Regions from separate parts of the Homo sapiens genome. Here region 2 is linked to region 1. A link is an interaction called in ENCODE POLR2A ChIA-PET data of the cell type or tissue named here. Cell type or tissue: MCF 10A. All regions are shown on one strand. Each heading gives the region's core, and the rest is flanking DNA. Links, peaks and the distances in the headings are about the cores only.

Region 1 (2,890 bases), core at 1-2,500:
TCACCTGGGCAGATCCCCCAAATCCGGAAGTCAAAGTTCTCATGGTCAGAAGTTCTCATGGTGCACGAGTCCTCAGCACTCTGCCGGCAGTGGGGGTGGGGGCCCATGCCCGCGGGGGAGAGAAGGAGGTGGCCCTGCTGTTCTAGGCTCTGTGGGCATAGGCAGGCAGAGTGGAACCCTGCCTCCATGCCAGCATCTGGGGGCAAGGAAGGCTGGCATCATCCAGTGAGGAGGCTGGCGCATGTTGGGAGGCTGCTGGCTGCACAGACCCGTGAGGGGAGGAGAGGGGCTGCTGTGCAGGGGTGTGGAGTAGGGAGCTGGCTCCCCTGAGAGCCATGCAGGGCGTCTGCAGCCCAGGCCTCTGGCAGCAGCTCTTTGCCCATCTCTTTGGACAGTGGCCACCCTGCACAATGGGGCCGACGAGGCCTAGGGCCCTCCTACCTGCTTACAATTTGGAAAAGTGTGGCCGGGTGCGGTGGCTCACGCCTGTAATCCCAGCACTTTGGGAGGCCAAGGCAGGAGGATCGCTGGAGCCCAGTAGGTCAAGACCAGCCAGGGCAACATGATGAGACCCTGTCTCTGCCAAAAAATTTTTTAAACTATTAGCCTGGCGTGGTAGCGCACGCCTGTGGTCCCAGCTGCTGGGGAGGCTGAAGTAGGAGGATCATTTATGCTTGGGAGGTCGAGGCTGCAGTGAGTCATGATTGTATGACTGCACTCCAGCCTGGGTGACAGAGCAAGACCCTGTTTCAAAAAGAAAAACCCTGGGAAAAGTGAAGTATGGCTGTAAGTCTCATGGTTCAGTCCTAGCAAGAAGCGAGAATTCTGAGATCCTCCAGAAAGTCGAGCAGCACCCACCTCCAACCTCGGGCCAGTGTCTTCAGGCTTTACTGGGGACCTGCGAGCTGGCCTAATGTGGTGGCCTGCAAGCCAGGCCATCCCTGGGCGCCACAGACGAGCTCCGAGCCAGGTCAGGCTTCGGAGGCCACAAGCTCAGCCTCAGGCCCAGGCACTGATTGTGGCAGAGGGGCCACTACCCAAGGTCTAGCTAGGCCCAAGACCTAGTTACCCAGACAGTGAGAAGCCCCTGGAAGGCAGAAAAGTTGGGAGCATGGCAGACAGGGAAGGGAAACATTTTCAGGGAAAAGACATGTATCACATGTCTTCAGAAGCAAGTCAGGTTTCATGTAACCGAGTGTCCTCTTGCGTGTCCAAAAGTAGCCCAGGGCTGTAGCACAGGCTTCACAGTGATTTTGTGTTCAGCCGTGAGTCACACTACATGCCCCCGTGAAGCTGGGCATTGGTGACGTCCAGGTTGTCCTTGAGTAATAAAAACGTATGTTGCAATCTCGGGCTCTACTTGTGGACTTTGTTGCACCGAAAGCCTTGAGCTTTCCTGATGCCTTACACTTCAGGGTTCTTGAGCGTCCAGGGTCTTGTTACTACTCTGGGCTGGCCACACCCAGCACTTCCCGTGTCAGGTTTTTCCTGATGTAGTCCATGTTTTTTATGCTATTCTAAATGGTATCTTTGATTTTCTAGTTCATCATGATATTATACAGAAATGCAATTGATGCTGGGCACGGTGGCTCACGCCTGTGATTCCAGCGCTTTGGGAAGCTAAGGCGGGCAGATCACTTGAGGCCAGGAGTTTGAGACCAGCCTGGGCAACATGGCGAAACCCCGTCTCTACAAAAAGTACAAAAATTAGCCAGGCATGGTGGTGCATGCCTGTAGTTTGAGCTACTCAGGAGGCTGACCCAGGAGGATAGTTTGAGCCCAGGACGTTGAGGCTGCAGTGAGCCATGATTCCACCACTGCACTCCAGCCCGGGCAACAGAGGGAGACCTTGCCTCAAAAAAAAAAAAAAAAAAAAAAAAAGCGGTTGAGTTTTGCATATGAACCGTATATTCTGTGACCTTGTTTAAATTCTTTTTTTTTTTTCTTTTTTTGAGATGGAGTTTTGCTCTTGTTGCCCAGGCTGCAGTGCAATGGCGCTATCTCAGCTCACTGCAACCTCTGCCTCCTAGGTTCAAGTGATTCTCCTGCCTCAGCCTCCCGAGTAGCTGGGATTACAGGTGCCCACCACCACACCCGGCTAATTTTTTTGTATTTTTAATAGAGACAGGGTTTCCACATGTTGACCAGGCTGGTCTCGAACTCCTGACCTCCAGTGATCCGCCCGCCTCGGCCTCCCAAAGTGCTAGATTACAGGTGTGAGCCACTGCACCTGTCCCTGGCTGTCTGTATATTTACTTTTTTTTTTGAGATGGAGTTTCGCTCTTGTCACCCAGGCTGCAGTGCAATGGTGCGATCTCGGCTCATTGTAACCTCTGCCTCCCAGGTTCAGGTGATTCTCCTGCCTCAGTCTCCCGAGTAGCTGGGATTACAGGCGTCCGCTACCACGCCCGACTGATTTTTCTATTTTTAGTAGAGACGGGGTTTCAACATGTTGGCCAGTCTGATCTCGAACTCCTGACCTCAGGTGATTCACCCACCTCAGCCTCCCAAAGTGCTGGGATTACAGGTATGAGGCACTGTGCCCGGCTTTTTTTTTTTTTTTTTTTTTCTTCAGACAAGAGTCTTACTCTGTCACCCAGGCTGAAGTGCAGTGGTGCAATCTTGGCTCACTGCAACCTCCGCCTCCCAGGTTCAAGCGATTCTTCTGCCTCAGCCTCCATAGTAGCTGGGACTACAGGTGTGTGCCACCACGCCCAGCTAATTTTTATATTTTTATTTAGTAGAGACAAGGTTTCACCATGTTGGCCAAGCTGGTCTCGAACTCCTGACCTCAAGTGATCTGCCCGCCTCAGCCTCCCAAAGTGCTGGGATTACAGGTGTGAGCCGTGGCACCCAGCCCAGCCTTATTCTTTTAAACAATCTGACAATC
Region 2 (2,916 bases), core at 316-2,815, 720 kb before region 1:
GTCTAAGTGGGGCTTCCGAGTCTTTCTGGTGAAGTGGATTCCCAATATTAATGGTTTAGGAAGAAATGGGTAGCAACGACAGCAAGAAGTGTGGCAGTGGAAGAGAAAGGAGATGAGATGGTAGTTAAAAGTGAAAGACACAAATGGGAGGAAAGTATTTATTCATTTGCAGTGTCAACCAGAAAACCAGTGACCCAGGCTATCAGACCCAGGCCTGATAAAGAAAGAAATACAACCAAGTGATGAGATGGACTCGAAGTCAACAATTTTCCAAAGGGCTAACTACATCTTTAGGGCCTGAAGTGTGTGTTTTAGATGAGTTCTGCCAATAGGTATTTGTGAGATTGAGGATAAAGTGCACAGGTTAGAAGTCTTAATAGGAAAAATCCTTGGACTGGTTCCTCCACAGGCCAAATGCTTTGGGACAAGCTCTCTAAATGGCAGAGAGGTCACTCAGGTCCAACCCTGGCTTATTCTCCCTGCCCCTGCATTTGATGAATACCTTAAACCTTTACCGTGAATCGGATACAAGACTTTAAGATCTTAGCACCAAAATACGTACACACCACAGAAAAGCAGAAAGAAAACTTCAAGTCTAGCATTTTACTCTTTTTAAATTGGAAGATGGCAGTATGTGGATCCACTTGGCTCTAGATGATAACAGTCAGCACTCAAATATGTTGTTATTTTCTGAGAGAATAATATAATGAACTCTTCCTAGGTGGTATTATTGTACTTCCATTAGGAGGAAAATCGTATCTGGTTGTCTCCCTTTTTGTGATTGTAGCAGCCACTGATGCTTAATGCTTAAATTGATTAATTCATTAAGGATTACAAATGGTGAGATTCTATTTCTCATTCGCTCCTAATCAAGTGTTTACTCCACCACTCCATCAAAACTGCTCTTGTCAAGGTTGACTAATGTCCTGCGTCATGGGTTTGTTGTGAGGATGAAGTGAGTTATATGTAATGCACTTCATAAGTAGCCAATAAAGGTGACCAATTCATATTGTATTACTAGCACCGCTAGTACTAGTACCACGGAAAGATATTGGAGGATGTGCTCCTCTTCCCCCACTTTGGGGGGCTTTCACTTCCAACAGCGGCAGCTCCTGTTTGGGAGATTGCTATTGGCCTACTAGAGACCATTTTGCTTGCATGTTAGAGAGCTGAAAGTGTCTGGGAATGGCATACCCCACTCCTTAATCATGGGAGGGGATGGACAATGTACAGCCTCTGAAGCAGGAACACGCCTGGAATGTTCCAAGAGCAGTGAGCTTGGCTGCAGCCCAGGGAGTAAGGAATGGAGCAAATGAGGTCAGAGTGGTGATGTGAGTAGAGGCCTTACTTTAGCCTTTGGCTTTTCGTCTGAGTAAGGGAGGAAGACACCAGAGGGTTCTGAGAACAGAACTGACATGATTTGATGTGAATTGTAACAGGATCACTCTGGCAGCTGCCTGCAAGCTGTAGGGGCCAGGGCAGAAGCAGGGAGACCAGGTGAGGGGCTAGTGCAGTGATACAGGTGAGATGCGTGGAGAGGGGTATATTCTAAAGGTAGAACCGGTAAGATTTTCTGATGGATTGGTTATTCTATGCAAGAGAAAGAAAGGAGTCGAGAATTCCAGTGTCTTGGCCTGAGCAGCTGGAAGGATAGAGTTGCCATGTACTGAGATGTGAAAGCCCCAACTACCCCCATGGGCTCCATTCTGGGAAGATGTCTTGTGAACAGTCTGCATTTAATTGTTTTGAAAATTTGCTTTTGGAGTTATAGACTTTTCATTTCACTCCGACTTGTAAATGGGATGAAGGGAATGGCACTCAAATAATCACAGCACATGAGAGTGCGGAGATTGCCAAAATATAAGCGTAGACTGGGGTGGAGGGGCTTATGTGTGTGGTTTGCTTATTCATACCATAATTTATTCAACCTTTTGATAGATATTTAGTTTCTTTCTGATTTTTAGTTATTATGAAGAATGACATTAAGATACATTGCACATGTTTGAACATTTTTGCCAGGCTTATATACAAAGATGTCTCATTTAAAATTAGATATGGATATATAGTTTGGGGCCATTTCTGTTTCTTTTTCTGTGAAATACTGATTCATATATTTTGCCCATGTTTTTCTATTAATTAGGTCATTCATATTTATCTTAACGTCTCATAGAAGCTCTTTTTGTGCTTTGTTTATTACATACACATTTATGTGTAATTCAACATAGAAGATTAAAAGAAAACATAGGAAAATATTTTGATAATCTTGGAGTGGAGAAGGCTTCCAGATCGCATAATAGGAGGTTAGCCCCCACTTCAGTCAGACTGGATGTGCTCAAAGCATGCTGGGAAGCCTTGGCTGGGGTGGCTCCAGATCTGCTGTCTCTGTAGCTAAGGGCAAGCGTTAGAGTGGAAACAGCGATCAAAGTCAGTTTCCTTCCCTTGCAAAGCAGCCCCTCTGTTTACTTGTCTGTCTCCCTCCCTGAGCGCCTTGCTCAGCGCTGTCTCCCCAGGGCCTGCAGTGTGCTACATCAAAGTCGGGGTTCCTTCCCTTGTGGGTTGTGCCCAGTGCCTGAAAACACAGTGTCTTCCTGCCAAGTAGAGCCTTGTAAGAACGTCCCACTGACCTGCAAAGTGTGTGGGCGAAAACCTTCCCATCCTCCCTCTTAGGCCCTGGACTTCCCTCTGTTACAACATTAGCATTCTGCACAGTGATTATTTGTTTGACTTACTCATATTTGTAGCCTTTCACTGGAGAATTTCTATCCAAGTAATTCAGCCTATTTTGCCTTCTTTGCACATAAGAACGTCACCATGCTCTAGACCAAGCTAAAGCTTTGGCTATTACTTACTAAAAGGCAACAGCAGCAAAGTGACAGCTAGGCCCCCAAAGGGGAATGGCTGCTTTTCTGTCCCCTC

The links. Peaks named below come from ENCODE experiments on the same cell type or tissue, not always from the same donor. Only the 100,000 strongest peaks of a DNase experiment are listed, where the experiment ranks them.
Region 2: POLR2A ChIA-PET joins it to region 1 with 5 read pairs; 1 of 35 experiments calls an interaction of 5 or more read pairs at or near these places.

The regions. Positions count from the first base shown.
Region 1 is chrX:154,008,964-154,011,853 of GRCh38, reverse strand. It overlaps IRAK1 (interleukin 1 receptor associated kinase 1), which reads left to right. Exons shown (of 14, transcript NM_001569.4): 14 at 1-1,347. Among named protein-coding and RNA genes, the nearest start is that of IRAK1, 9.5 kb to the left of the region's middle. In MCF 10A, for the core only: no CTCF peak of the experiment used is centred there; a DNase peak (open chromatin) is centred at 1,283.
Region 2 is chrX:154,734,242-154,737,157 of GRCh38, reverse strand. All of the region lies in intron 1 of GAB3 (GRB2 associated binding protein 3), which reads left to right. Among named protein-coding and RNA genes, the nearest start is that of GAB3, 15 kb to the left of the region's middle. In MCF 10A, for the core only: no CTCF peak of the experiment used is centred there; DNase peaks (open chromatin) are centred at 1,277 and 2,647.